Linked DNA regions of Mus musculus: all the other regions are linked to region 5. A link is a loop called in an ENCODE intact Hi-C map of the cell type or tissue named here. Cell type or tissue: heart. All regions are shown on one strand.

Region 1 (5,000 bases), 270 kb before region 5:
ATGTTATCAACAATTCTGCTGGAAAAGCAGGTACTAAGTGTGCCAAGCAGTGCACTCAAATTCTCCCTTTAGTTTCGACTGCTGAATATATTGGAATGATTTCCTTCCCCCCTCCCCCCTCCTTTCTTCCTTTCAATTGTAGATTAAACCATGGCCTTGTGTGTACTGTATAGGTGTTCTACCACTGTATTATAAACCAGCCATTTTAAAATTTAGAAATGGAACCTGTTAATTTCCCAGGCCACTTTTGTACTCTCTGGTAGCCCAGATTCACAAGCTCAACTTGTAATCCTCCTGCCTCAGCCTCTGGAGTAACTAGCACTACAGGTCCACACTCTAGGCCTTGTTTTCCTGATGCTGCCAACATCCAGTATACTTCAAGGCACACTGGATACGCTTCATGTTGAGAAGTGCTTAAGTCCATTCTCCTAACAGTTAGCTACCACCAGCACTTCATGTAGGACAGGCCATTTACCATTGCTATATGGCAGGGAGTTGGTAGTGCTTGCTACTTCTCATAGAAGAAGAATATTTTCAAATGAGTATACAAGAAGCTTCATGCATGGAACAGGTTGCACCAAGTCCAGTATCTTCTACTGTGAGAGTTCCCTTCTACAGTCATCTCTCCCAGGAGACTTTTCCTTGTGCTTGGTGAAACCTGTGGAATTTTGTACTCTTCAAAGTTATTCATAGAGAAAATTGTAGTAACACACATATGTAATCCCGGCACTCAGGTGGCCGACATACCTTGAGCTGGAGGCTAAGTTGGGCTGCATAGCAAGACTCCGTCTCAAAAATAAGCAGCCCACCAGACTAAAGTTAACGGTGAATACATCATCGTCTCAGACGTTTGCACGTGTTGTTCTTTCTTGAGAGTATGGTTACTGTGGAGACAGTGTTTGGAAGCTGTGAACAAGAAAAGAATGAAGTTTGGGATGTCGTTGAGTGGGAGGTCAGAAATACCAGAATTCCTTCATTCACAAACCGTTCTTGGCTAATGACTCAGTTCAGTTGGTTCAAGGGGACGTTTCTCAGTTCTCCTTTGACACTCTGTATTGTTTTTGCATTCTCACCTCAAGGAAGATTTTTTTTTCTCTTGTGTGGGAGTCCTCTGCCCACAGGGTCGTTTCAAGTTAGACTTAAGAATCACTCAGAGATGAAAAGAAAATGCTTAGCTGAGTCGCAGAGATCTTTGGTTCAGCTCTGAACTTTAAACAATTCCTTCTAAATATACACATCGCCTATTAACTCTTCCAAGTTTTCAGAGAAAGTATTAAATTTAACAAAAACTCAGGAGCTTGCTGGTACACAACTACTTCCAGAATCAGGCATTAATGACAGCGTTCAGTTATGGCCAAGGTATGTAGGTCTTTGGCTATGAGGTTCATGAGATGATTGTGTGTGTAGAGTAAAGGACTGAGAACTTGGTTAAGTTTCTACTTACCTGCTCAACAATGACTCCATTGAAGATGTCTCAGAGCACATGCGCAAGACAGAATATACACAGACTATACATCTTTTCAGAGAGTCACGAGACTGTCAGAAACTAAGAGAAATCTTCATTAGAATTCTTTAACCAAGCTATTCTCAAGTTCTTACTCTTTTTGTTTCCCACACTGGTTAAAACTCGTCCTTTCACAAAAAAACCCAAATTCTAAATTCTATCAAAGGAATTTGGTCTAATTATCTTACCCGGCACCTTCGCAACCAAAGAAAATTAAATCGAAGAAAAAGACCTGGATCTGACACAAAATATCCAGAGAACCTTGAGTAATTAATTTCCTTCTCCTCTTCCTGGCCTCATTATCCTCAGTGATACATGGAAACTAAGGACCAGAAAAGCCGACTGCACTGCAGTTCTGTGGGGTGCAGGCTCTAACTTCGAACGGAGAACGCGCCCTTTGACCACTAGTCGTCCTTCTTGTGCAGAAGATGAGAATGCTTCCTCTGGCGCTGCAAAGCAGACGGAAGTGTTTTCAGTTGGCTGGTACCCAGAAGAGAAAACTCGCCCCATTCACTATGCTGACCTTCGTTTGCTTATTATCTTTGTATTTTCCCAGAGAGGTCCATATACATAGATCTGCATTACAAAGAGGATGACATTTTTAAAATAAGCTAACTTCTCTGTAGTATGGTTAGCCATTAATTCTTTCCTTTGTAGGAAGTGTTCATTAAACTCCAGGTGAAGGGGTTTAAGTCCCAGAAGGTAGTGATCAAACGAACATAAGTGAATAATAAGTGGATTTTGTTTGTTTGCTTTAAAAAAAAGTGTTTCAAAAATGGTGTCCGTGCTTGCAACCACATATACTCACCCTTCTGGGTGCAAGAACAGGAGAGAACTACAAAGGCAACAAACTAGAAGCTTCCTTGTAGGCATACCTACCTGTGAGGCTAGGGACTCAGGTTTTTATTTATATGGTTGCAGACATCAACATCTTAAACTGCATTCTGAAATAAAGGAATGGAAGACACACTCAATGAAGGGCAGAACCTGACGCCCATTTTCAGGCAGTTAGAAACTCTCAACTATCAGGAAGAAAAAAGTGGCTTGCATCATCTTTTATGATGCAGTTTCCAATCAAATTTATTGCATGAGGGTGTGTGCTCTCTAGAGCTACTGGTTGAAAGCGGGAAAATATCTGACAGTTAATTATTATCACTTTAACTTTGGGAATGCAGCAATGAAGGTGAATTTAAGTTATCAAGTAGCCCTTTTGATGCCATATTTCTGTATGTGTAAGGACAGAAAGAAGGGGGTTATAATAATAGTCACATCAGTATAATTACATACATGACAATAACATATGCTATATTTAGGAATATATTATTTACAAATAATGCATATATCATGATATACACATAATACTATCTACCCTATTTACCTGTGAGTTTTGTAGCCTTAGATTCAACCAGCTAAAGAGCAAAAGTATTTGTAAAACAACTGTGTGTTTATTAAATATGAAAAAACACGTTTTGTGATTATTCCCTAGGTGGTAATAACTTTTACGTAGCATTTGTGTTGTATTAGGCATTAGAAATGATGCAGAGATGAAGTAAAGTATATTGGACTATGTGGGTAGGTTGTATACAAATAGCATATTATTTAAATAAAGAATTTAAAGAGCTTCAAATTTTGATGGCCTAAGGGGAATGAACTAGAATTATTTCCTTGCAGATTCTGAGGAACAGACATGTGTGTGTGTGTGTGTGTGTGTGTGTGTGTGTGTGTGTGTTTGTGTGTCTATGCGTGAGTGCATGCATATGTGCGTGCATGAACTTAAGTATATGCATATGTACCATAGCCTGGTATATATCATATATGTGAGTACTGTGCCTCTGTAGTGTATGTTATACACTTCTGTTACTATGTATAACACGTTGTGTGTTATGTTGCTGTAATACGATAATTGCCACCTTAATAGTAATACCTTACATTTTTTGGGCTTACTCTGTTTTGAAGATCATATTTCATGTTTTTTCTGAATTGAATCTTAATTTCTTCAGAGAGCCTATACGTTATGAGTTATGGTTACTCTTATGTGGTCCATGAAGAACCAAGGACTAAAAAAGAAGCCCCAGGACCCAAAGCTGTATGAAGCAAAGGCAGCATAGAAATCTATACCCAAACCGCAACAATTATACTCTGCTGTTGAAGACCAAAGGTTTGCCACTGGCCAGAAAGATGGAGGAATCATTTTAAAACACAGGAATGAATCTAGTTCATCCTTTATAACTCGGGCTGTAAGAAGTATATTAAATCCTAGAAGCACAGCCAAATATTAAACGGAGCTTGGAGAATCTTGCGGAATACTTGGCGGAGGAATTGAGGAAAATGGAAGGGATAGAGACTCAATAAGAAGATCAGTAGAGTCAACTAACCTGGGCTCTTGGGGCCTCCCAGAGCCTGAACCACCAACCAAAGAGAAAGCATGGGCTGGACCTAGGCCTCCCTGCTCATATGTAGTAGACAGGAAGCTTGGTATTTATTCAGGTCCCCCAACAACTGGAGCAGGGCAGTCCCTGATTCTGTTGCCTGCCTGTGGATCCTGTTCTGTTAACCAGGCTGCCTTGTCTGGCCTCAGTGGGAGAGGATGTGTCTAGTACTGCAGTGAGTTGATGTGCCAGAGGGGCTAGTATCCTCCTCCTTCTCAGAGGAGAAGAGAGGGATGGGTGGAGGGGCTGTATGTGTGTGGGGACCGGGAGGAGGGGGGATTGTGATTGGGATGTACAGTGAATAAATAAATAAAATAATGGAAAAAAATCCTGGGAACAATTTTTACTCTTTTCTGTGCATAAGATTTGTTGCTATGCAAAATTCATACATATGCTCGACAATGACTGATTACTTATCTCATAGTTATCGCTGTGAAGTCATCCATCTTCATAGTTGAAATGAAATAACTGTGACAATTTGAAACAATAGTAACAAAAACTTAGACCCTAGATTAAGATAATGGATATGTCTTTGATTTTTCAATGGTCAGAAAATGTAGTTTTGACCAAGCGAAGCACCAGTTGACTAGAATATGAACAGGAAAATATTCTATGTGGATATTAGAAGGCAAGAATACTAATAGAGAGTGCAAACTTCACTCCTTGGTTTATTATATCTGAAAGTAGTAACTTAGAAAAAGAAGTAAATATTTAAATTAAGATGTTATTGAACCTGGGATGGAGAGATGGCTCAGCAGTTAAACACACTGGCTGCTCATTCTTTGCCTTTGTGCAATCTACTGGGAAGATATTTTATACCCTACCACCATTAAACATTTTAACCGTATTTAGGCTGTAATCCTAGCTGTTCAGTCTTCCCTCCTCGGGTAAGGGTAAACCTCTTTGGAAACACCTTTGCTGAGGCTCTACCACTGCATATTTGAAATACTTCTGTACGATTAGTAGCCAATGCTGGATGACAGTTTTTAGATATCCTTGGCTGTATGTTAAGTGCCAAAATATTTTCATAAGCCCTCAATATCAAACCCGATTTTCAGGGAAGAAAA
Region 2 (5,000 bases), 72 kb before region 5:
GAAGAGAAAGAATGTTTTTCAAAATTTAAGAAGGCAGACCCATGGTGTGAGGGAAAAGTGAAATCCATCAAGAAATCTTTGATGTGTTACCGTTAAATTGAATTTATAAATAAAGATGCTTTCTGGCAGTTGTTGTGTTTAGACAGTCCATATATATTCAAGGTATGCCGAGGATGTTAGTAGTAAGACAAATGGTATATTAAGAAGGCAAATAGAATTACAAGTATCTCTCTGGGAGCCAGAAGCACTAATAGAAAAGCTACTCTCAGACTTTGCCCCTTCCTTGGAATTCCTGTGAGGACAGGAGGCACACAGCTACCAGGGACATCTCGTCATGATGTCACTCCTCAGCTTGCCTGTGCTGTTCCTTCTCTTGGTTTTCTACAAGTCTTACAATGCGCATGTGTCCTAGAATTCATGCTGTTTTATGCGAGCTCTCTGAGATCCACGCAATAACATATCTTTCCCAAGAGTCTTTTTTACTCCTGTGACCAACAACTCAAAGGCATGTTTCCCATGTCTCGCACTGAGTGTTTCGCTAGATAGTCTAAGGCTCTTGTGGGAAGCATTATCACCCCAGATGCCAAATGATATACCTTCATTTAAATGTACGCATATTTATATATTATATATTATTTATGTATAAATTATATATGTTAATGTATACATGTATAAATAAAACATAATACAAACATAAACTATTAATATACATTGTTTATATATAAATTGTACATGTTAATATATACATGTGCAAATAAAACATATAAGTATAAATATAAAATATAAATATATATATTAGTTATATCTAATGTATTCTAAGTAAATAGAAAATGTTTCCCCATGTCTCTCTTAAATGTCTTTTTGTTCTTTATCTCTCTTTCCTTTCTTTCCCTTTGTGCTACCTTCTTTCTCCCATCCCAATCAAATTTTCTGCCCCCATTTTTCTCATTTCCAATCTGGTGACATTTATGTTCTATCTCCCTCTGTAGAACTCCCACACACACACACCCTTCCACCAACCCCCACCCCTCACCCACTCCTACCTGACCCTCATGGTCACTTTTTAACTTCCCTAGTTTCCATGGTTACTGCAAATTAACTCCTCATGGCTAGGGTGGTCACAGACCCTAGAGGAGAGCCCACTGCTGCCATTTTCCTGAACCAGTATAATTTCTAACTGCACTCCAGATTTTGGTCCTTATAACAACCATAATTATAGCACTCATCTCCCAGCAAAGATGTTTCCTTTTACCACAGGTGAAGACCACCCCAGAAATCCACAACTGGTCAGAAGGCAGAGAAGAACTGACCATGGGGTGCCCAACCCCAAGTAATACATCCACAGCCCAACCCCTACACTTCCCAGTCAGAGAATATTGCAAAAGACAGGGACAAAGAATCGTAAACGCCAGAAGACCAGAAAGTTGGCTGTGGGATAGTGTCTTCCATATGTGGCAGGGAAGCTGACCATGAAATCTCAGAGAGAAAGTCACAGAAACAAAACTTGTGCAATGGCATCACTTCGTGTGCCAGGGTGTCTGGGGAAATGTCTCAAATCCTTACCCTTACAGAAAGAATTATAAGTGATTAATGGTTACTAACAGAGGGAGAATCAAACTTTTCTATGCATGAGTCTTTGATGAGTTACCCAATCCCCAGAGGTTAGCCCTAAACAAATACGTATAAGAAACATTAAATGGACTCAGCAGGTTATACATCATATACATATACATATACATATACATATACATATACATATACATATACATATACATATACATATACATATACATATACATATACATATACATATACATATACATATACATATACATACACACACATATATATATAATAGATATACACATCATATATAATATATACATACACATATAATTAAAGAAGAGGTGGTAAGTTTGAGAGAGAGGAACACAGAAGGAGTTGTAATAGGAAGAGGGAGGGTTGTAAATCAAGTAAATTCAGTAATTATGCATAAAGTTCTCAAAAATTAATTATAAAAAATATATTTTAATTACATTACCAACTAATAAGTCTTTGGTAATCACCTCTAGTTTTGACTAGGTTCTCACCGCCTCTTCTTTTCCTCATCTTCCTGAGCATCCTGGCTTAAGCTTTTAACCCCCAACCTCCTCCCATTCTCTCAGATCACGCATGTTAATCTTTCTCCCAAATCTGTTCAGAGTAAATCTTATTACTTCCTGATATAAACAACCCCCTGGACCTCACCACTGAATGACAAACCTAAGCCCACGGATCTGGTAGCCACAAGTAGGGTTTTTCCAAATCAAGATTCAGCTCATTTTCTTTTCTATGCCACATGTTTAGGGCTTCCTTGCCAAACATTAAATCTTTACAGGCAGGGCAATGTATCTTCAACTTTTACTGGATAATATGGAATTTCAAGTGATTTATATGCTCAATATATTTTTACTTGACTTCTGATTAAATAAAAACCAGGGTCATTGGCTTTTAGATGACTCTTCTGAAAGGATGTGGAATACACACACACACACACACACACACACACACACACACCCTAGCAAGTGGAATCAAGCCACAAGATAAAACAATTTCCAGATAAAAATCTATGTGTGAGAAAAAAAAAAGACCTATTGCTACTGAGGTGGTAATGTGACTAGAGGAAATTTTCTAGAAACACAAATACTAATGATGATAATAATATGAGGTGAGTAGCACAAACACATGTGATTTCTTATTAGTCATGCAATAGCCCTTTCAAATTGGTTATTTGTATATTTTAAAGTACAAAGAGTTTGAAACTTACTTTTAGCTCAGTCAATAATTCATAATTGTAAAACAATGGTTCTGGGTATAATATTTTATAAAGCCCACATGCTATGATACCGTAATCCTAGGGATCAAATCTATGGGCTCCTTATGTAAGGCCTGTGACTGAGCTACATCCCCAGAGCAGAAGGAAGTATTATTATCAGAGCAACAGGTCCATGCGGGTTAAGACAATTCAAGGAAGGGGACAAAGGATTATGTACTAGGCCTCAGGAAGTACTGAGGAAGAGATGGACATTAAATTGGCTTCTACAGGAAGATGAGCTTTGGGCATGCCAAAAAAGAAAACGGGAAGCAGGGTAGAAAAGCATGTAGAAAAGGAACAAAACAGTGGAAATGAACGAAAAATGAGGTGCTATTTGGATCAGAGAATATTCATGGCGGGAAGTCAGGGGCTATGGGAAAAGTGGTGAATTAGCAAAAAGCGGCTAGGCTAGCGGTTTAAGTGGAGAGCACAGATGTTTTCTTCAGTATTGGAAGCAGGCAGAACACACAAGGAAAAGGGTATTTCTGGAAGGGAATTCTGACTCTTGGGGCACGTGCTTCCTGGAAAGAGTTCAAAGCAGGAGGTCAAGTTATGAATGTGTGCTGTTGCGTCTGCCAGTGTCAGGACTTGTGTTCTCGTGGTGGGAAACAGATACCAGTCTACTGATGAACCTCCTCAAGTATCATTTGGGAGACATGACATGATCAAAGTCATTTCCACAACTGCTTCAAAACTGATCTCTGTCTTGCATTCTCTCTGTTTGTCCCACTCAATATTTTGAGGCAAATCTAGGAAATCCCCTTTGTGAGTGGTCTCTCTCTTTGTCAACCGTTCAGTCAAGTGATCCCAGTCAGTTTCTGTGTGGTAACTATCCCCTTCTGACCTCATGCCCTCTCTGCTTATTGACTGAGCTTCTCTCTAATGTAAATACTGCAGCCATAGGTAATATGGTAGGCACGTGGCTTTATGGTCTGGCACAGCAGAACTACTTGTAGCCAATGTCCCAAGTACGATTATTAAGGAAGCTAAGTCCTCCTGTGTAAGACGACTTATAGCACAGGTTTTCTTAGAGACGGGACGACAGAATGGAACTCAGAAGGGTAGAAGGGTTTAAGTGACGAAAGAAGGAAAGGAATTCCAGAGACAGAAATATCATCTGAAATGGTACTGAGTCTAGAAAGGACATGATGGGTAGGGGGAAGACAGGACAGATGACTCAGCCCATTCACATGGCCTTTGGCTCAACTACTGGAGTTGGTAAGTGTTAGCTGGAGCTGTTAAGTGCTTTCCTGCCTTTCCTTCCATCTCTTTAGAGTGACTTTTGTCAGTTTCTCACCTTGCTACTAGAGAGACACTTTCAAAATGTAAACCACAAATTCCACAGTGACTCCCCCGCCCCCCACACACACACAACTGCCCACACAGTGAAGGTCAAATTCCCAGCATGGGCTCGCAGGAATCTTCTGTTCCTTTGCCTGTGTTTCCACCCCCCTCCAGCCCTAAATGCCAATGGCTCTGTTTATGGCTCTTCAAAGCAGTCCTGTTCGGTCACCTACTTATGTCTCTGCCAACTGCTACTTCCTTTGCTTACAATGCCTTGGACTGCCTGCAGAACTGCCACGCTGCCTTTCATCGGGGCACAGACTCTGTAGTTTGTGAACAGAGGACAGCAAACTATAGCGACGATTGAAATTCGAAGCTTTGACCATTAACGTATGCTCTTGCTATCTAAAAACCGCTTTCCCTTTTTAACGTTAAAATTAGTGTAAAGGAATAATAGATTGTAACATGTGAGGATGAAACCAAATGCAAATGTCAGGGGCTATGAATGCAGCGTTTTAGAATAGATCATGCTCATTTGCCCATCGTCCATGTATTGCTTTTTTCCTATGACAGCTGAGTTGTTATAAAGACCCCAATGAAAAAACCTTACTATTCTCTGGTCATTTATGGGACAAAGTGTCTGATTCCTGCTTTACTCCTGTCCTTCCAGTTGGCTTTCTGGAAATTCCTCCCCAGGAGAAAGATTGCGTTTTCAGATGACATCCTATGGCATGCCTAAGAACCCAAGTCCCCTGAGGAGATGCCAGAGCTTCTTAGCTTTTTGCATGTATGGACCTCAGCAACTAGCAGAGTCTCCTCACTTGTATTACAGAGGCGAAACCACACCCATCCAAGGAATTTT
Region 3 (5,000 bases), 260 kb after region 5:
AAGAGGTGAAATTTCTTGATTTTGCTCTGGTGGTGTGTAGCTTTGGTATCAGCTGCCGATCCTCTACCAAATGTACTAAAATTACAGTCTTTTGGTTTCTACATGCGCTTTTAAAAAGTTCTGACCCTGCATGGGCTTTACATATTTGTATGTTGTGTGCAACTCTTTAAACAGACCTGTTCTTTCCTTTGTGAAAATGTGTATTTCCAATTTTCTCTAGGGAACATTACAGAATAATATGTATTGCACTTAGGTTTCTAGACCCATATTTACTCTGTAGTTCTTTGGAGTCATAACATTGTCACAGGAGATGTGTGACTCTAAGTAGCATCTAGGTAGGCAACATCAGTGGATCCAAGGTTCTTGTTTCGAATATTTTGTTCAGGAGGCGAGACCAGATGAGAGGAGGCAGGGGCATTTTCTGTATGTATCATTTATCTTACAATTCTTTGACCTGTAGTTTCCTGGAGCAAGTTCATACATAAATTAACTTGATAAAGTAATAAAAGAGAGCAGAAGGGTAAGACTGAATGATTTCTTTTTAGCATCATTTTTGTAAAGAAAAGAGAAACAGAGGTCTAGCTATGCCTCAGTGACTAAACTAAAGACCACTAGTAAAACACAGAAACAGCTCTGAACAACCACAATGTTCACAGCTCTGTCATCAGCTATGAGTGATGGGGATGGGAAGCCTAATAGGAAAGGTTAGAATTTAATTACATGTTTTCATATCTTTCAAGTATTTGAACATCACTCCTCAATCATGTGCGTGTCCTATCACTTGGTGAAGATTAAAACTTCAACTGTAGGCCTTGAATGTCTTGCCAAATCCTTGGCTACAAAGAATAGGAGAAATTGTTGTAACAAGGCTTCAAAAGACACAGCCCAAGCATAGGAGTCATGCAGGAAACTTGAGTTCAACTTTACCTAGTTAGAACTGCTTAGTCATACATATGTTTTAAATAAACCAATGATCAGAAATGTACAGTGAGATACTAATGGTCACTTCGTACTTTTCTCCAGCCCTGATGCTGTGAGTTTAGTGTGTAATTTCCAGAATTTCCTAATGCAGGAATGGCAAACAGAAATTTCTACAGTGATAGAAGTTATCTGATGTTATTTAGTATGGTATTGTGGTTAATGTGACTGAGGCGATTAATTTAAAATAAAAACTTTATGCATTTATTATTTATTTAGGTTTCAATTTTAAATCATAAACTGACAAATTATACTTGCATATGTTTATGTATTTTAAAGTTTCCCTGTTATTTATGACTATAACTTAGTTTTAATTAATGCAAATGTTAATTGCCCATATGTGCCTTTTAGTCTCCATATTGTGGACCACACATTGTCTAGTCTTGTATATACATATACATAAAAATCTTTTGCTGTTGAATAAAAATCAAATTATAGCATATAGATTTTCCAGAACTTGTTTTTTCTGCTTAATGACTTTAATCTGATCCATTATTTTACATATGATTATGTAAATACAGTGTTAAATGTAAGTGCAAATTAATTCCAATAATGACCAATAGACCTATCCAAATCTTTCCAAACATTATATTTTATGTGCATTCTAGGTTTCCTGAGTGATATAATAGATGGGGGTTGCCAATGTGTTGAAATGATGGTTCAGCTGTTAGGAGTACATGCTACTCTTGCAGAAGCCCTGGGTTCTGTTCCCAACACCTACATTGTGTCATACAACTATCTATATCTATAGTCATACAACTATCTATATCTATAGTCATACAACTATCTATATCTATAGTCATACAACTATCTATATCTCTAGTTCCAGAGAATCTGGTTCCTTCTGACCTCTGCAGGTACCACCCACACACATGGTACATATGCATGCTTGTAAACAAAACACCCATACATGTCAAATAAAATAAATAATTCTTAAAGAGAGAGAGAGAGAGAGAGAGAGAGAGAGAGAGCCTAAGATGCCTTTCCAAGTATTTGAAATTAAAAAAAAATCTATGCTAAAATTGTGAATCATTTCACCACCAAGAACCTCTCAGGGGTGTGGAATAAACTCAAGAGAGCCCATATAGGAACCAACAATTTGATTCATGTTGCTCTCTGCCTTGGTGAGAAAAGTTTCTGTTTGCAGTGGACCACAGTGAATGTAGAAACTCACAACTGGGCAAAGTGCTGAGAAGTAACTGCTGTGCCCAGTCCTGAATGAGAGCTAATTTTCCTCTCTCCCAGGCTCAAGGTACTAGCAGAATAGTGTGAAACTGATGCTGCAACTCCTTTAAATGTTTGAAATAAATACCAAAGATGTCCAGAATTTTCTTTGGAAGATATTTTAAATTGATAGATGTGTGCATAGATATTTTTCTTTTCATATGTCTTCAATAAATTGAACTTTGCAAAAAATTTTTCTTCTCATTAAATTATGACAAATCAATTCAGAAACAGTATATCCTTTAATTTCAATTTTTTATTTGAGATATTTATACATGGTTGTAATGTATTTTGATCAAATCCACCCCCACATCTTTCCCTCCTTCAGTTCTTTCTCTATCCCCCAATCATTTTTTTTTTCAAATTTCATGTGCTCCATTTTAAACTCACAGAGTTGGCTTTGTTCTGCCTATATGGGCATGGGTGTAGAGCCACCTACTGGTGCATGTGGAACCTCTTCAGGATTATATCCCTGAAGAAAAAGGATTTTAGTTCCTTAGTAACTTTTAATTGCTAGTAGCTCCTCAGCTATAGGTGGAGCTTCATGAACTATAGTCCCACAACCCTAAAGAAATAGAAACAGTGATTAAAAGTGTTTGAATTTGGATTTGTCTTGAAATATCTTGGTTTCTCCCTTAATGGTGATTGAGAGTTTTGCTGGGTATAGTAGTCTAGGTTGATACCTGTGGTTTTTTTTAGAGATTGCTGAATATCTGTCCAGGCCCTTCCAGTTTTTAGAGTCTTTGTTGAGAAGTCAGGTATGATTCTGTTAGGTCTGCCTCTGTATGTTATCTGGCCCTTTTCCCTTACAGCTTTTAATATTCTTTCTTTGTTCTGTAGTGAAGAGGTCAGCTCAGAAACTTTAGAAAATTCCACTGGACTCCTCCCCTCCTGGAAAAGAGAAGTCATAAAGAATATAGACAACCCTCCCCTCTGCAAGGGAGGGGCTCTAATTACATTCCTCAGACCACAGGGAGGAGGGACAGACCACCAGCCCACCAGCCCACCAGCCCACCAGCCCACCAGCCTACCAGCCCGCTGCATCTTTGGGTAGGGAGACCCAGAGCTGGTAGACACATTCCGAAACCGTTGTTCACCTACCTCATTCCCTAAAGACCAATCAATTTAGAAGTCACACTGTTCTGCCAATCACCTTGTGCCTAATGGCCGCTGCCTTGAGAATGGTATAAGGGCTCGCTGGACGGGACTCACATGGTCATTTTCTCTCTCCATGTGCAGCTGTGTGCCCAACATGTTAGAACAATAAATTCCTCTTGCTTCTTATATTGATTCCCGGCTCTGCATTGTTCACTCAGGGAGTCCCCGGTAAGCTAAGGCTCACCATAGCTTTACAGTAGATTTTGCGTTTTTATTATTATGTACCTGGATGATTTTTTTTTTCTGGTCCAGTCTAGTTGGTGTTCTATAAGCTTCTTGTATGTTTATAGGCATCTCTTTCTTTGGGTCAAAGACTCTAAAAACTGGAAGGGCCTGGACAGATATTCAGCAATCATAGAAGTTTTCTTTTATGATTTTGTTGAGAATATTTTCTGGCCTTGGAGCTGGGACTCTTCACCTTCTTCTGTTCCTGTTGTTCTTAGGTTAGGTCTTTGCATGGTGTCCCAGATTCTCTGGATGTTTTGTGTCAGGAAATTTTTAGCTTTAACATTTTCATTGACTGATATATCAATTTCTTCTATTCTATCCTCTACACCTGAGATTCTCTCTTCCATCTCCTGTATTCTTTGGGTGATGCTTGCATCTGTTGTTTTTGTTCTCTTCCCCAGGTTGTCCATCTCCAATGTTCCCTCAGTTTGTGCTTTCTTTATTGCTTTTATTTCTGCTTTCAGGTTTGGCACAATTTTATTTATTTCCTTTACCTGTTTTATTGTATTTTCCTGTTTGTCTTTAAGGGATTTATTTGCTTCCTCTTTAAAGGCCTCTATCATCTTTATAAGATTGGATTTAAGGTAATTTTCTGTGTTTGGGTTGTGTTAAGATATCCAAGGCCTGCAATAGCAAGGTAGCTGTGCTTTGAAGGGGTCATATTACCCCGGCTTTTGTTGATTGTGTTCTTTCAAGGGCCTTTAGCCATCTGGTTTTGGACCCTGGATGTTCTTCTCTTTGTAGGTATGGGAGTGGGATGAGCCTTGCTGATCCTGGTGTGGAAGGCTTCTGATGGATATCTTTGAGCTGTATGTTTCAGGAGTCTCAGGTCCAATGAAAGTGGGTGGAGAGGTAGCAGGAGAATGAAGGTCTTTCTGGGACGGCAGGGTGCTCAGGGCAGCTTGGCTTGGCTCAGAGGGCTCAGTGAGCATGGCAGCAATACAGTCTTGCTATCAAGGTTTGTAGGAGAGCCAAGAGCAAAGGCAATAACCTGCACTGTTTGGGGAACCTACATATCTCCACTGGCCAACAACTCAAAAAGAGGAATTCCATACTGCCAAGAACCATTTAGGAGAAGCTAAAATCAAACAGATGATCTTCCTGAGATAGTTCCTTCATGGACTTAAGTCTATGATGAATTTGCTTCTCTGGGCAAGGCTAAGAAGATTGTATCTGAGGAAAGATTCCTGCTATTAATATGCTTTTCTTGTTATTATTGAGTATGTAACAATCACTAGGTACTGACTCGCCCTTTTGAGCAGATTTCTACAGACCTACAAAGATCTTGTAATTATGCTATGTAGACAAATAGATAATGAATCTACAGAATTCCTGATTTAATTCAAATAATTTTAGGTAGAAAGTTTTTAGAGATGATCTTAGTTGCTAGAAAGACATAATAAAGTTAGAAT
Region 4 (5,000 bases), 100 kb after region 5:
TGGTCTCCCACACCAAAATGTAATAATCTTGTAACTGAAGGAATTACTGTTCTAGTTGGGAGCTCGCAGCACAGACTTCCCTCCACAAAGTTGCAGATGAGTGCAGCAGACAGGATATCAGCTCCAAAGTAGCCATGTCCTTCCTCGTGCTTGGCATCTGTTATATATGCTCCCTAGCACTTCCGTCAAGAATCCAGGATTCAGATTGATAAACAATTGCCTTTAAAGTGGGACATATTTTTTTCTGGATCACCAATCATCAGGTAAACCAATGCAATTTCCCAATCCCTTAGAAGTGGCACAGGGAGGCAGACCAGTAGGTAAGATTGGTCTGATAGGAGACTTAGTTCAACATTGCTGGCTTTGAAGATAAAGGTGGCTGTGAGTGTAGGAACCTGGGCAGCCTTCAAAGCTGGGAAAGGCAAGGAAATGAATTCTCTCACTCAGCCTGCGGAGAGGAATGCAGTCTTGGCAACAGCTGGTTTTCCCTCAACAATAGCCATTTTGGACTTTTGACCCTCAACAGTAAGATGAACATGTGACCATTTACAACATTTATTCTGAGTTAAATTCTCGCAGCACAAGTAGGCAACTAGCAAAGGGAGTTTGGCATATTAACTTTTTGTTTTGTTTGTTTTTTAACAATGGCAAGTGAGCTTCTCAAACCAAATTTGGAATACTCCTCTCTTATAAGAATGACTGGACAGCATACTTGTTCCAAAAAATTACTGATGGGGATTTGAGGCTAATATTTTCCTTATAAAAATAACAAAATGCCTTTTCGTTTTCCTCAATTACCTTTAAAAATATTGAAGGGCTTCGAGAAAAAGAACATTCTTATTTGGCATATTATTTTTTTTTTAGGGCAGTATGTCCAAGGTTCTGGATTTGAATCACAACTCTCGGGGTTTTTTTGGGGGGGGGAATTAACCTCTTGAGGCTATTTCTTAATCTATAACATGGAAAACACACACACACACACACACACACACACACACACATGCACGCGCGCGCACACACACACACATACTCACTCACTCACCAGGCACACACTAGGCCTATGGGCAAAAGAGATAATTTATGAATAGTTCTTGCACAACACCTACTACGTAATAAAAGATCCATCACATAATGTTATGAGATGTGTTACTATGGCCATTGTTCGCTTTCTGATTTTTACAAACTTTCCTAATCTGAAAGTGGACCTTTCAAAACCCTTTCTGTGAGAACAACCCGCAGTTAGTAAGCTATCTTTTTCTTTCAATTTTGTTTTCCAAAGGCTCTGTAGTAAACTGTTGAAAACAGCATCTCCTTTAGTACCATTTAATCCTGAGTCACTTGTTTTCTCACTAAAGTAACTGAGGAGAAACAAAAGGAAAAAGGAAAGGGAGGAAGGAAGAAGGAAGGAAAGAAAGAAGAGAAAGGAACGGAACAGAAAGGAAAAGAAAAGAAAAGAGAAAAGAAGAGAAGAGAAAAACTAGCTAAGACAATGGGATTGTAATTAAACTTTTTTGGTTGTTGGTTCTATTTCCCTGAGGCGAGGTAGGGGAAAAGAACCAAGTGAAGTCTATCCGACCACGCGGCTCCTGAGCCAGGACCCTCTCCACTGTGCGCGGTGCAACGAGGGTACCCGGACAGTGCTGGTGAGCTTGCTGCGGACTGGGGAGCCGGGCACAGGGCAGCTACTGCAGGTTGCTCAGCGGCATCCGAGACTCCCGGTGCCTCAGGGACTCTGGCCAGTACCCAGACAGGGGACGCACCAGGCTCGATCGGTCCAACCTCTGGGAAGATCCCCGCCCTTCAGCGCGCTCCCGGGTCTCCCAGCCTGGACTCGGTGCGCGGCTCTCCTCCCCGAGGCTCCGGAAGGGAAGGAGGCGTGTCCGGAGCTGGCGGGCGGGCGGGAGGGAGCTGTATAAAAAGCGCTGGCGGCGCAGCAGCCGGGGCTTCATTTGCTGTCTGTCACCGGGACCGAGAGTGCCGCGGGAAAGCAACGGCCAAGGACGGGGCGCTGCGTTCGAGCTACCCAATGCTGGGACTATCTGCAGCCGCTGCTGGTGCAATATGCTGGAGCTCCAGAACAGCTAAACGGAGTCGCCACACCGCTGCCTGGGCTGGATCGCAGCGCTGCCTTTCCTTATGAAGAAGACACAAGTGAGTAGGGCACGCCCGGGAGGAGCTCGGAAGCTTTCCAAGAAAATCGCTCCGGGAGCCCCGGGGAGCCCGGCGCGCTCTGGGACCGGCAACCAGGCCATGTGGGGCTGCGCCCTCCCGGTGAGCCAGGAGGGTGTGGGAGAGACAGGCGTGGTGTGAGAGCCCGAGCCGCCGCCCCAGGGGTGAGCCCGGGAGCTGGGGAGAGCCAGGGCTGAGAGTGAGCCTGTGGCAAGTTTGCAGCCGCAGCTGCGAAGTTTGAAGCTGTCAGTGGCAAACCGCCGATGCAGGCTACGCTTCCTCCGCCTGGGTGTTGGAGTTATCACCGGGAAGGCTTGGGTTTCTTATTTAATTTTTTAATTTTTTTGGACCGGAGGTCTTTCCCCGTGGATTCGGGGAGATTATGAAACAGCTTCCCACGCGCCACCCTCGCTCGCTCTCGCAGGCAGATTTATCTGTGCAGTCCCCAGGTGGGCGCGGGACGCGGTGCGGACGCGGGCTCAGCCGCTGGAGCGAAGCCAACCCAGAGCTCCTAGGCGGCAGCGCCAGGCGGGGTGCAGAACCTGCCCGGCAGGCGGGGAAAACTTGGCAGCCTGCGGTGTCGGCCGGGTTCACAGCTCTGGGTGGGCCCTCCAGAAAGCTCTAGATGGAGTAGTAGTACTTCCACACTGCATGACAAGACAACCTCTCCCATTACAGAACAGCAAAAGTTCTTTTCTTCTTCTTCTTCTTCTTCTTCTTCTTCTTCTTCTTCTTCTTCTTCTTCTTCTTCTTCTTCTTCTTCTTCTTCTTCTTCTTCTTCTTCTTCTTCTTCTACTCCTCCTCCTCCTCCTCCTCCTCCCTCTTCTTCTTCCTACTTCTCCTTTTTTTTTTAATGTGCACCTCCTAAAGATAGTTATTGAGATAATGCCCAGGGTCTCTAAATTGCGCTTTATGCATAAAACATAGCCCGGGGGTACAATTATGTCTTTTCTTCGTTGACGGGGGAGGGTGTATGTGTGGAAAGAGCCACTGTAGTAATTCTTTCTCCTCTATAGTTCTTTCTACCCTCTACCCTCGCGGTTGCTACCTCTTCATGGTTCTTCCTTTCTGAAGTGTTCTGTCTGCAGCAGGTTGGGTAAAGCTGTTCTTTCAGGTGCCCTGCTCCCTCCATTCTATAGGTGATGTAAATTTCTGAAATGTATGGAAGGGGATGGGATGGGAGGTTTTGTGCTCATTTTCAGCATTGATGAAGGCATCAGTGTGTTGGAGGTAATTTATTAAATTACTCATAGGACGTCTTATTTTAAATAGCTATCTAGGCTGGGATACCGACCCATGAGGAAACAGCAAGAATAAAGCACCTTTTCCTGGCTTGGAAACAGATAGGGGGAGGGAGCATGGCCTGGCATCCTGGAGGTGTTCTGCTTAGAGCAGCTGCCCTGAGTCAGGCTCAGGAGAAAGGGAAGGCAGGTATCTGGCCCTGCGTGCAGGTTAGTTTTACCCCAAAGCATCACACCTCAAATCCCTGCTCTTGAAATGAGGATGTTAAGGGTTTCTGCAACAAAGAAAAGTTTCGCCGTGATTGCTTGGTGTGTACATGCCTTCTGCTTGGTGGAATAATAAACAAGGGTGGGGTACCTATTCCTTTTTTTAAAAGTAGCATCCGCTCACATGAATAATGGTGGCGGCTCTGAGTGCAGCAGCCTCTGGTACAGGAAGAGAGTCCAACCAAGTCTTCTTATTTAAACAAGAAAACAGGAGACGGACAAGGTTAATGTCCAACACGCCAAAGCAGAGAGCAGTTGAGAGTCAGTAGGATTGATGATCCCTGCGCCCTCTTTGCAAAACGAGCGCGAGCCCTGTAATCTCTTTTCCCGCTTTGATTAAATGGCTGTGTAAATAGGATTACATGGAATAATTCCATTGAAAACTAGAAAGAGGTCGATCTAGCCCGAAACACTGTGGAGGTGGCAGCAGTAGTGACTCAGTGCTGCCGACCAGAGATATTTGAGACAGTTAAGTATTTTAGAAATGTGACCTGTTTGGACCAAGTTAAAGTGCAGGCCCTTTGGGGGGGGGCATGCTGCTGATAAAGGGTTTGTAGGCAAAAAGAGGGCAGTGCTCTTATTGAATGGAGGCATTCATTGTGTGGAATCTAATGACCTTCAAGGTTTCCTTTAAGGCTACTTCTAGAAATTCACATTCTTGTCCCTGAAAAAGAAGACACTGGAAAGAGCTCAAAAAAATCAATAAAATAACCCATTGCAGTGAGGGAGGGGGTTACATTCTCTTTCCTATGGTCAAATCTCCTAATCCAAGAGATGCAAAGAAAATTTCTGGGCCACTCTGAATGTGTAGAGAGAGAATAGTGTAAGGGAACTGGACACAAGCAAGATCCAGACTTCTTTGCTTTTAAAATCTGATGTTATCTCTGCCTGAGAGGAGAATCTATTGTTACAAAATAGTCTACTGTAAATATGGGATCAATACCAACTTCCCTTATAACCCCCACCCCCGTTCAATATGCTTTTCATTACCCAGTAAATACAAAATAATGAAATGTTAATATTTTAAGGGATTTTAATTTAAATTTGATAGCTTTGAAAGAATAATGGGGACACCGGGACATTTTGAGCCTTCAGTCAAGCTAAGTAAGTGTGAAAATTCCATCAGCAGCCACTTGGGGCTTGATGGATGACTCTTTGATTTACTTTAGCACCAGGGATGGACTTCAGTATTTGGGAAATAAGCACACAAGTCCCAAGGAGCAACGGGGGGGGGGGGGGGGGGGGGCAACAATGTATGTCTTAAGTTTGTGATGCCGAATGCGTTTTGTATTTTTGAGATTTCTCTTTGTGTCTGTGTGTGTG
Region 5 (5,000 bases):
GCAAAAATAAAAAGTCACACATCAGACCCAAGGAATAAAATAAGCTATAATTATGTTAAACTGGGGGTTATAACTGTTTCTAGCTTCACAATATAAATATTTTAGTACCAAGGTGAATGAAAATTGTATTTACAAATAAATGGCATCCTGAAGTATATTCATATTTATGAATATATTTTTAAATCAAGAAAATCAATGAAGATAAGATCAAATTTTAGGATCTTAGAAGAAGACAAAGCCCAAGAAAGCAAATGGAAGAGAATAACTTCAAATCACATGTTTAAATTTAGGGAAAAATAAAGGTAATTTTTGAAAACCACAGTTGGTCGTAAGAACAAAACAGAAACAAAAGCACAGTAAAGTTGATCCATCTCTTCAAGACTTAATGGGTCCCACCAATAAATTTAACACTTAAAAAGGAACTTTGAGAACAGTTAGAAGTAAATATAAGATAAAAGAGATCTTGCTTGCAGATATTAGAAAGATGAGTCATATGGCGTGTTACATAGGAAGACACTAGAGCTCAGTGAAACCAACTAATTTGCCCCAAGTTTCCTAGCAAAAGATTCACATTTGTATGTGTTTGCTTGACTGTTTGAAAGCAGGTCTCAAGTAGCACAGGCTGGACTTAAACCTCCTGCCCCCAGCTCCGAGGTGCTGGGATTGCAGGATGACTCTTTTTAATGCCACATTCTTTCCATCTGTTTGCAGAATTCCACACCATGACTCATTAGCCTCCAGCCTGCTGCCATGTCCTGACAGTAATTCTGGAGTCACGTTCACTGTTCACCACAGTTACCTACTTTTGAGTTCTGTAACCACATTAATCTTTTCAGCCTGAACCCTATGTGACAGTATAACCAACATTCCTTCAAAGATATTTTAGTTAGGTCTGTTTTAGGATAGATTAAGGGAAAAATATTAATCATTTATAAGATTCATCTAAGGGCATATGCTTCCTTTCTTCCTATATCATCTCTCTAGGGTGATTAAATACTGAGGTGTGAGAGTGGGGTGCTTGTATAAGCTCTGGGCATTAGCAGAGGGGTGTGTGCCTCATAGTTATCTGCCTGCTGGTAGACATGGCTCAGATTGCTCAACTCTTCTATTGGATGTGCACGGTAGGAAATTGCCATGTTACCTTCCATCTCTAAGCACCCTCTGCCTCTTATTTGCTGCAGAATCCCCTCATTGTGTGTCTCTGAGACCCTTACGGGCCATGCTAGCTCTGCTGAGGAGTTCTTTTGTTCTGGCCATTGGGTTTCTTCCTTAAATGTGGAGCATGATACTTGATGGCCAACCTTTTGTCCTTCTTCTCATCCAGTTTGCCTTATGGTCTAGTCCTCTCAATGAATGTTCTCCCATGGTAAGATAAACATCTAAGAAGTTACCCCTTTCTAACCCGAACTCTCATTTAGGAGAGCCTAAACCTGTGTCTTCTAGAGTTCCCTAGCTATTCTCACTCAAAAAGGAACGACTAATGGGAAAGGCTCAGAAACTGAGTACACTGAGCGCTAGTGTCTACATACCCAGCTCTCCAAATGGAGGATCCTCTCTTACATTCTTGATACATCATGTTAGAGAATGAATGAGATGAGGATGGGGCCAACTTCGAGAGCCTCGGCAAATGCTCAAATGTGCAAGGAGTCCTCAACAGCCACTTAGCCTTTAGATGAAATAGTGGACTCCCACAGGAATCTAAGCCTCTAACATTTACTCTACAAACAAACTCACTATTTAATTTGAAGTGTATGATTCTAGATGACAATGGTCATAGTAGAGAATGACGATGATCCATTCCCAGGTAATTCACAGAGACTTGTTTAGGTATTAGAACAGTTCTTGGCATCTCAGCTATTCTATGGACAGTTCAAAAGCCAAGACTTGCTCTTTTGAACTGTCCATAGAATTGATCCACTTCCTATTTTAAAGGCACATCAGGCTAGTCTGCATGAGGTATGTGGCTGATTTTGTCCTATCTCATTGATTCTCACTTTACACAAAATCTAGCATTCACCAAAGGCCCACAGAAGCTTGGAAGTTATCCTACATTCCTCAGTTGTCTCTCCATTTCTTCAAGTGTCATTTGCCAAATATTTTCATTTTTATACTTTCATATTTTGGGCTTTTGTCCTCTCTTTTCCAGTCTTATGGTTGATGATTTAGTTGGGTCATGTTATTGCATTTGCCATAATGGCTTCATATTTATTCCTTTTTCTTCCTTCTCTTTCCACAACATTCCAGCATCTGCTGATATTGATTGGGCCTGAAGACTCTTGAATACTCCCAACACTTTCAGAACAAAACTTCAAACAACATAGGATGCAAACCCAGGTACCCTTCTCCTGATTCACTTTTCCCTACTGTATCCTTCTCGTTCCTACTGGCTACACCTGGGCAGCCTAGAACTTGTCAGGTAGGCTTTGAGTCCAAAGCTTGATCACACCTATCCTTCTTTCTAGAATGTATTTTTCAATGGAAATTCTTACTTATCCTTCAACTTGCAGTTCAGGTGGCATCCCTTCTCAGAAACTATTTTCTCCACACCACACATTCTACACCCATGAAATAGATGCTGTTTGCCAGTGGGCTCCCTAGATCCCTGAGGATACCACCACTATGAGGCACCATGTTGAAATGGTTTGTCTATTCTTTGGGAGCAAATAGGTTAGTAAAATGTGTCCGTATTATCATCATGGACTTAGAACTAGCACAATGTTAAGTAGGTATAGTAGCCATTCAAAGAGAAAGTCTTAACTAAGAGCTTTAATAACTATGGATATGTATTGTCTATGAAATCCCAAAGACACCAAATTCCATTTTTTTATTCTGTAAAGTTGGTACCATGTTGTACATATCATCTTAGATCCATCTATAGAAGAATTAAGTCATATTACTAAATAGAGTTCTTCAGTAATCTTACCACTTTTCATTGGACCTTAATGTTAGTATTACTTCCTATTGTTTAAGTGAAATAATGTTTATTAAATATGTAGCAGAGCTTGAAGAGCTAATACCCAATAAGTTTAGAGTAGTTAAATGTTTTAATCAATTTTTATTTTATATAGAAATGAATTGACTATTGGTGTTGGATGTAGAATATACTGAAGCTAAAAGACCTAAGTTATTATCAAGATTTGTACTGAGTATCTTTGTAGAATTCAGCAGGACTTTTAATTATATGGTATAATAATAGTTAGCAATACACTTATCTAGGGCAATATATTTTGACATTCTTCAGCTACTTTGGCACCTTAAGCATCAAGGGAAGCAGAAATAGCACAGATAAAAAGAAAACGAAATTAAAAATGACTTTAGAGAAAGCAAAAGAAACATCTTTCCATTTGACCTACATTTACATGGCAAGTTCCACAAAATAGAAACATACAGAAAAGCATTAGGCAAACACACCCAACACTCAAATTCAGTGTTTGCTCTAGACTGGAGACGTTATTAACTCTCTAAACGCCGTTTTAATTCATTGGCTCCGTTGAAAGAACGAAGCAAACCGTATTGAAAATGTAAAAATGTTGGTTGTTCAGAAAGGAAATCTCTCTCTGGTTTATGCTTGATCAATTTGGACAGAGAACATGTACTGTCGTTGCCACAGACGCTCTAAAGATTCATTTCCTGTTTGTTTAACTTTATCAGTAAAGCAAGCGCCGCATCAAGCACAGACATATCGGTGCCTGCCCTGAGGGTAAAGACAGTCTTCAAATGGGTGGACAGCAACGCTGTAGTAAGTGCATTATGTTTATCTTTTGACTTTTGGTTACGTTTGGCTCCTCGGGATAGACGGCATTTTCTACCTAGTATCAGCCCAACCCAGCTGGAACGGCAGAAACTGCTGTTTTCAAATGAAACGAAACCTTCTGCATGGACAGAACAGCTTTCCTTGTTCTTCAATTACCTAAGTAGCTTAAAGCCATTTTTGGAAGAAGCCAGGGAGTGAACTATAAACATTTTCCTTAAGCAAAGCTCGTTCTTTGCAGAGCCAGCACTGGTCACTCTGGGACCTCGCTACACAATTTTGAGAGGCTCTCGAGAAGAGATGAAGAGGAGGAACTTTGTGGACATTTTAAACGATTTCTTTCCTTCTGGGACCAGATGAGTAAAACAAAACAGAACAAAAAAAATCTCGACTTGAAATCAAAGCCCAGCTTAGTGACTGAGGTTCGGGTTTTAACACAGTCAAGAGATATGGGGTCAGCGGGGTGGGGAGGACAGGGAGGAGAGGAGAAAATGAAGAGGGAGCAGCACAAGAAATTTATTACAACGAACACTGTAGCAAATAGCGGGGGTAAAATGACCCATTCCCCACCCCCAATCAGGTCTCCTCAATTACACCAATTGCACATCAACTCAAAAATTAAGACTTTTTTCCTTTTTTAAATTTTATTTTCAAAATTATGATATAATTACATTTCTCCCTTCCTTTTCCTCCCCCAAAACCCTCCCATATGCTTCTCCCCACTCTTCAAAGTCACAGCGTCCTTTTTCACTGTCACTGAGCATGCTCCAGAGTGCATGCTTGCATGAATGCATGCCTGCGTGCATGCGTGTGTTTGAGTGTGTGTGTGGTGTGTGTGTGTGTGTGTGTGTGTGTGTGTGTGTGTGTGTGTGTGTGTGATTGAGCATGCTCCAGAGTGCACGCATGCAAGAATGTGTGCATGTGTGTGTGCATGGGAATGTGTGTGTGTGTGTGTGTGTGTGTGTGTGTGTGTGTGTGTGTGTGTGTGTGTGTGTGTGTGTGAGTGTGTGTGTTTTACTAAATATAACCTGTTCAATCCATGTAATGTAACTTGGATGACTGTTTTCAGGGCTGACCCTTTGGCACCTCCATAAGTTTTTCAGCTGACATTTACAAAACCAACATTGCTTGGTAACTTCTTGCAAAGTTGAAGTTTCTCCACCATTTCGTCTATTTTGATGCAGTTCTTTCCTTTTATCCTGGACGCCATAGACTGACTTCAAATTTTAATTCTGCAGCCTTGAAGCTT

The links. Peaks named below come from ENCODE experiments on the same cell type or tissue, not always from the same donor. Only the 100,000 strongest peaks of a DNase experiment are listed, where the experiment ranks them.
Region 1: it touches region 5 in a loop (4-fold over the local background); 2 of 42 quality-filtered maps call a loop at or near these places.
Region 2: it touches region 5 in a loop (3.0-fold over the local background); 2 of 42 quality-filtered maps call a loop at or near these places.
Region 3: it touches region 5 in a loop (2.7-fold over the local background); 2 of 42 quality-filtered maps call a loop at or near these places.
Region 4: it touches region 5 in a loop (2.0-fold over the local background); 3 of 42 quality-filtered maps call a loop at or near these places.

The regions. Positions count from the first base shown.
Region 1 is chr10:99,640,071-99,645,070 of GRCm38, forward strand. All of the region lies in intron 1 of Gm20110 (predicted gene, 20110), which reads left to right. It also overlaps the pseudogene Gm18409. Among named protein-coding and RNA genes, the nearest start is that of Gm35101, 18 kb to the right of the region's middle. In heart, a CTCF peak has its summit at 1,913; no DNase peak of the experiment used is centred here.
Region 2 is chr10:99,837,350-99,842,349 of GRCm38, forward strand. No RefSeq gene overlaps it. Among named protein-coding and RNA genes, the nearest start is that of Gm35437, 63 kb to the right of the region's middle. In heart, no CTCF peak of the experiment used is centred here; DNase peaks (open chromatin) are centred at 3,022 and 3,362.
Region 3 is chr10:100,168,406-100,173,405 of GRCm38, forward strand. No RefSeq gene overlaps it. Among named protein-coding and RNA genes, the nearest start is that of Gm35533, 27 kb to the left of the region's middle. In heart, a CTCF peak has its summit at 2,642 (motif pointing left); no DNase peak of the experiment used is centred here.
Region 4 is chr10:100,013,885-100,018,884 of GRCm38, forward strand. Kitl (kit ligand) reads left to right here and starts at 1,937. Exons shown (of 10, transcript NM_013598.3): 1 at 1,937-2,151. The coding sequence starts at 2,137. In heart, CTCF peaks have their summits at 1,761, 2,732 and 4,792; DNase peaks (open chromatin) are centred at 1,777 and 2,647; H3K4me3 peaks cover 3,181 bases; H3K27ac peaks cover 1,946 bases.
Region 5 is chr10:99,909,462-99,914,461 of GRCm38, forward strand. Gm35437 (a long non-coding RNA gene) reads left to right here. Exons shown (of 8, transcript XR_380747.2): 2 at 2,245-2,334; 3 at 3,652-3,739. Among named protein-coding and RNA genes, the nearest start is that of Gm35437, 9.0 kb to the left of the region's middle. In heart, no CTCF peak of the experiment used is centred here; no DNase peak of the experiment used is centred here; H3K4me3 peaks cover 779 bases; H3K27ac peaks cover 729 bases.